2 separate regions of the Mus musculus genome follow, and region 1 is linked to region 2. A link is a loop called in an ENCODE intact Hi-C map of the cell type or tissue named here. Cell type or tissue: gastrocnemius. All regions are shown on one strand. Links, peaks and the distances in the headings refer to the core of each region. The heading gives the core; the rest is flanking DNA.

Region 1 (2,841 bases), core at 1-2,500, 51 kb before region 2:
CTCCCAGCCTGTGTCGTTGATGTCAGACCCCAGGCCAGCCTCCGGGCGCTGCAGTTCTCCTGGTTAATGCTGCGGTTGTGGTTAGGGCTTTAGTACTTAAGCCAGCCGCCGCCGCCCCCCACTTCCCCACCCCCGGCCTCAGCGCCCACAGTCTGCATGTGTGTGCAGTAGCCGGCTGCCCATCCCGCCGCTCGTGTTCTCCTGGAGCTCTGGATACCACCGCGGGGCATTTCTCTGCCTGTGGGAGAAGTGGCCTTGGAGGCATTGATATCAGTGGTTGGATTTTTCCCGTGGATCTATCAATTCACAATTCGGATTTGGAAGAAAGAAGGAAAACATGACGTCTCCAGCCAAATTCAAAAAGGATAAGGAGATCATCGCAGAGTACGATACTCAGGTCAAAGGTAAGGATTTTGAAAATTAGCATAAAGCATATGTTCTGCGGACTGGTGAAGCATGCGTTTCCACCCCAATTTTCAGGGCGTTTGTTTCTTGGGTGGAGCAGGTGGTAAGTTGACCCCAGAGGTGGTTTCATAGGTGGATCAGCAGTGTCAGGGGCCATAGGCACTAGAAGAGGGCTTTAGGAATATCTTTGTGGGGCTGACCATTAATTTGGCAGTTTTTTCCCAAAGGCTGGGCAGGGTGGGGGAGGGGCAGGAGGTTCTCCGGGGAGAGAGAGAGAAAAAAAGCTGCTATTTGCCTTTGGGTGTCTTGAGTCAAGCTTCCTTGAAGGACAGCTGAAATCTGACAGGTGTTTGGACATTTATTTCAAAGGTTGTAGAGAAGCCCAGGTGGAAAGGCAACCTTGGGAAGGGGAAACCATTTGGAGAGACCTGGGAGAGGTGGGGTTTTTCTGGTACTGTATTAAAGCTTGAGATTTGCCAAGACACTGAATTCAGGAAGTCCCTAGCCATATTGGGTGTACCTAGTACTTGTCTGGCCCGTGGTCACCCTGCATACAATCAAAGATCACAGACCAGAAAGAATAAGGCCATCCAAACTGGTTTCCACCCCTCACTTAAACCTTAACAGAGTTAGGCTGTTAGGTTCTCAGAGTGGTGCTGAAACTGGAAAATAGGAAGACATAATTGTTTAACCCTTCTGCGTTGTTGCCCTCTGCTCCAGAATACATGCTTTTTAAAGGTCCATTTCCTTTCAGCAAAAACGTGAAGGGATAAGGCAGAATGTGGACCTGGAGAAATCAAGTGTTGTCTCCTCATCTAGTCCACTGCTTAAATTGGCTTCTCAAATCGAAACCTATACCCACATGGCTTTCCCTTCTCGGGCATTTCCCTTAGGAGGTGTCATGCCAGTGAAGGAGCCCTAGTCTGTGTTTGTGCAAGGCACTGCCCCTTTCTGACCAGTCACTGGGAAGAGCCATGTGGCTACAGTTCATTGAGACCTTAGCTGGGAAGTGGGAGAGGTGGGTGGCCTTGAATGTTAAACCACATGGTTGGAACTCTGGGTTTTTCCTTTGTTTCAGAGTAGAGAGGGAGGGGCCCCTACTCCATTCCCTGCACCAATGCAAGGAGACCTTTTTCTATCTTAGAGGACTTGGTAAAGACCATGTCTCCCCTCTGATGATTGCCTTGGATGTGGGTTAGAGGGAGAGTGTGAAATGGGTAGTCCCTTTTATCTCTTAGAAGGTTGAAAGGCAGTTTGAAGTCATCATTGTGTCTTCAGGATTTTTTTTTAGAATATATATTATCAGTTTGGTCAATGCAGGAGATGCCCTAAGGGACCTTCAATCCATTTGACTGCAAATATTGGTCAGATTTATTACAAGAATGGGGTAGTTGAATGCTGAGAGCTCCAGTTGGATTGGAATTGAGAGAGGTGTGGTTGTGAGTTATAACTGAGGTCCTGGCCTCTTGTCATTATTCATAATCCCAGCCTGTTTTTGTAAACAATGGCCACTGGCCTCTATGTCCTGTCCAGATGCAGCACATTCTGCTCTTGTAATGCACTCCCTGTGGTTTTAGCCAGATATATCATTGAAAAAATACATCCTATTCTTAACTGTTGCCATAGGGAGTGTTAATAACTTTGTCTTTCCCAGGTGGTTCTCCATAAGCACACATTTGACTAAGATGAAAAGTGATTTTTTTATATGTTGGTGATTTTTTTTTTTAAGGTTCAGGGCTAACAGGTATCAGAATTTGCTGATTTTTTAAAAATTGGTAATAGGCTTCTTATGAGTGTCTCAAAAATTAAGTACTTTGCGTATTTACAAATATTGCTCATTGAGATGATGTAATGCACTTAGCTATTTGGAGTTTCTCTTCAACCCTGCCACAGACTAGAGACCGTTTTGTGTGTGTGTGTGTGTGTGTGTGAGTGTGTGTGTGTGAATATTTTTCCATTGACTATTCAGGAATGTAGAATTTGGTAGGTGGCTGACCCTGAGTTCTCGCTGGAGGAGGTACCCATGAATGCTTTTGGAACTGACTTGGTTTAGTCCCTCAGTTTACAGCTGAGGAGGAGGTAGAGAACTGGAGAGGTTTGTTCAAGGTCACACAGCTAGGTGGTAGCTGTGTAGAAGGTAGGAGTAGTTTGACAGACTTCTGTACCTTCCCAGTAAAAATATCATCTGTTCATGGTGAAAACAATTCTTAAGGCAAGTGTGTGTGATCTGTAATAGTGATGTATAGCAGCCGTGTGCTAACAGTTTACTTTGGGTGTTCATCATGTACCATGGCACCCCAGTGAGTGGTCTATGTAATTGTCACCTCTCTCCAGGAAGTATTGTCATCTAAGGAAACTGAGGTTATGAGAGGGAAAAAACCCTTTCAAGGTCATACAGTCAAAAGTGGCACCTTCCTTGTTTTATTTATTATTTGT
Region 2 (2,909 bases), core at 111-2,610:
GAATAGAAACTACCCAAGATGTGCTATGAACACCAAAACATGCTTCCTCTTTTTATTGGCAGGAGATGTATAGGGTGTAAAGGAAATGAGCCTTTGACACCCCAGTTGTTTTGTTACAGGCCACAGTGAATGTGTCTGCCATTTAAATTCAGATTTTTTGATGACTGGCCAAACCAGCTGCAAGCCTAGTCCTTTGGACTAGAAGCCTTGATTTTGCCAACTGTTCATTTTCTTGATAAACTTCATTATTTCAGGCATTTGTGTATAGCTAGCTTATTGTGGGGTTGTCAGAGAGGTATAGAGCTATTTCTTAGAGACAGTCATTCCTCCCCAAGTAGCATGTGTCCTGAAGCTGGCCCATCTCCATTCTTTTTGTAAGCATGTAAGGTCTTTTGTTTTAAATGATGATGTGAGCACAGACTGTTTAAAAAGGAAAAAAAAAAAAAGCAAACATTGGTAGGAGTGTGCTTTTAAATTGACCAAAGTGTAATTGGAGTGAGATTAATAAAAAGACAAGTTTATTTAACTACTTGCTATCTGGTTTGTGATACAGGGTATCCTCATTTGATTTAGAAGACACTTTGATCATTCATGAAGGAGATACCGTCTCTAATTCTCTCTATAGCGTATTATACTTGCAATCATCTTTATACCCATGCTTCTACTACATGAGTTTTATCCAAGCAAAGGTTCTGAACTTGACAGATACATATTTTGAAACAAGTGAAGTTCCAGTGTAGCTGTGCCACCTAGAAAGATTCATTTTGCTTTAATTACAAAGCCCATTTTAACTTAGTTTTTCTAACCAAAATACAGAGCAGAAAGATTTAAGGCTATGCTTTAAGATACTCAGTAAAGGGCTAGAGAGATGGCTCAGTGGTTAAGAGCATTGACTGCTCTTCCGAAGGTCCTGAGTTCAAATTCCAGCAACCACATGGTGGCTCACAACCATGTGTTATGAGACCCTCTTCTGGTGTGTCTGAAGAAAAAAAAAAGATACCTAGTGAAACAAAACTCATAAAATTAGGAACCAGGAGATTGTCTGTAGACGGTTTCTTGTTTAGGTTGGGTATCTATTTTATATCTCCTGACTTTGTAAGGTTATTTTTTGGGTGATTCTCACATATGAGTCTCAGTCACTTGTGGAATCTTTTGATAGAGAGAAGTCAATCCTTGAGTAGCTGAGTTTTGGTTCCTATAGATTTTCTTATAGAGAAGCTAGAGGAGCTGTCAGGATTAGAAGTCGTCTGATGGTTTTGGTGGCTGGAATTGTGCTAGATTCTGACTTACCTTCTTTTAACCCATGGCGAATTCCCTGATCCTTTTGAGGTAAAGGCAACTTACAACATAAATAGTGAGGCAGTTAAATCCTCACCAATTCTTATTTTCTGTGTTAAAATATCTTAGAGTTTAGTCCTGCTTTTCTCCTTTTTTTTCTTTTTGTTTTTTCCTAGTAGTGTTTTTAATTGGCAATTTCATTTACACATAAGTAAAAGGATATTAACCCAGCTCTGGAAATAAAACTAAGCCTGTATATTAGTTCCCTAATTATTCTTCCTGTTCCACTTTTTTTGCTATTTTAGAAGTAGGGTGACTGATCTCTCTCTCTCTCTCTCTCTCTCTCTCTCTCTCTCTCTCTCCCTCCCTCCCTCCCTCCCTCCCTCCTTCTCTTCTTTTTTCCTTCTTTCCTTCTTTCTCCTTTCCTGCCTCCCTCTTCCTCTCTTCCTGATGTTGTCTTTGACATTTTTGTTTTGGAAGAACAGATGACAAGCTGTGTTTAAGACTCTATGAGAGGGTACAGATGGATGACAATCTTTGATAATGGTGACCAGAATTAGGATAAATTAAATGAAGTAAACATTGTCCCCCAGTGATAGGAACAAGTGACCACAAGTGTTAAACAGATCTGGAATGGGATTCTCACCTCATCTCCAAGATTCTGCAGGGAATACACACTGCCTAGAGACCCATTTCCCCCTGACCCTATAAAGATTTTTTAAAAGAGTAACGTCCTAAGTGGTTTTCTGGCCTGATTGCCTGCTTGTTATTCTTTGAGAGAAAGGAGGAAGGCAACTGCCTGTGGCGCCTCACAATCTCCAGAGGTGTGTAGATTCTGCCCTGGACAATACTAATCCCCTGGTGAATGCTTTCCTCTATTCATTGCCCCTATACAACTTCCTGGGATCCAGCATTGGTAGCTCTTTCAGTGGACCACTCCTTTCTGCTAAAGTTGCCTGGCAGTGGTGCAAGTTTTCTGGTTGCTTTGCTGGCTTGTTACTTGAGTGGTAGTTAGGGAGAGGCTAGACTGAGCTTTTGAGACTAGTGTCTTGATCCCTTGTAGATGATCTGTTGAGAACTTTGTCTTCACTCTGCCACCTTTTGTGGCACTGTATGTGGTTCTCGAGATGAGAATGGAGATGAACTGGAGTCCTTTGTTGGTGTTTTGGTAAAGAAGTTGTCTTAGTAAGGGTTTCTTTTGCTGTAATAAAACACCAAGACCAAAAGCAATGTGGGGAGGAAATGGTATTTCATTTTACAATTCTGAGATCACAATATATCACTGGGGGATGTCAGGGCAAGAAATTAACGCAGGAACCTGGAGGTAGAAACAGAAGCAGAGGCCATGGAGGAGTGTTCTTATAAACTTGTTCTTCATGGTTTGCTCAGCTCTATTTTCTTAAACCATCTAGGACCACCTGCTCAGGCATGGTACCACACCAATGGGCCGGGCCCTCCCTCATCAATCTTTAATTAAGAAACTGCACCATAAGTTTGCCCATAGACCAGTTTGATGGGGCATTTTCTCAGTTGAAGTTTCCTCTTCTCATGTAATTCTAACTTGTGTTGACTTGACAAAAAACAAACCAGGACAATAGTCTAGACTATGCATAGGTGGGCTTTTTGCTTTC

Evidence for each region. A loop is a pair of places that touch in the nucleus more often than their neighbours do. Peaks named below come from ENCODE experiments on the same cell type or tissue, not always from the same donor. Only the 100,000 strongest peaks of a DNase experiment are listed, where the experiment ranks them.
Region 1: it touches region 2 in a loop (2.3-fold over the local background); 9 of 42 quality-filtered maps call a loop at or near these places.

The regions. Positions count from the first base shown.
Region 1 is chr1:131,522,501-131,525,341 of GRCm38, reverse strand. Srgap2 (SLIT-ROBO Rho GTPase activating protein 2) reads left to right here. Exons shown (of 23, transcript NM_001081011.2): 2 at 1-404. The coding sequence starts at 338. Among named protein-coding and RNA genes, the nearest start is that of Srgap2, 3.4 kb to the left of the region's middle. In gastrocnemius, for the core only: no CTCF peak of the experiment used is centred there; DNase peaks (open chromatin) are centred at 620 and 1,372; H3K4me3 peaks cover 2,366 bases; H3K27ac peaks cover 1,889 bases.
Region 2 is chr1:131,471,081-131,473,989 of GRCm38, reverse strand. All of the region lies in intron 2 of Srgap2 (SLIT-ROBO Rho GTPase activating protein 2), which reads left to right. Among named protein-coding and RNA genes, the nearest start is that of Srgap2, 55 kb to the left of the region's middle. In gastrocnemius, for the core only: no CTCF peak of the experiment used is centred there; no DNase peak of the experiment used is centred there; H3K27ac peaks cover 68 bases.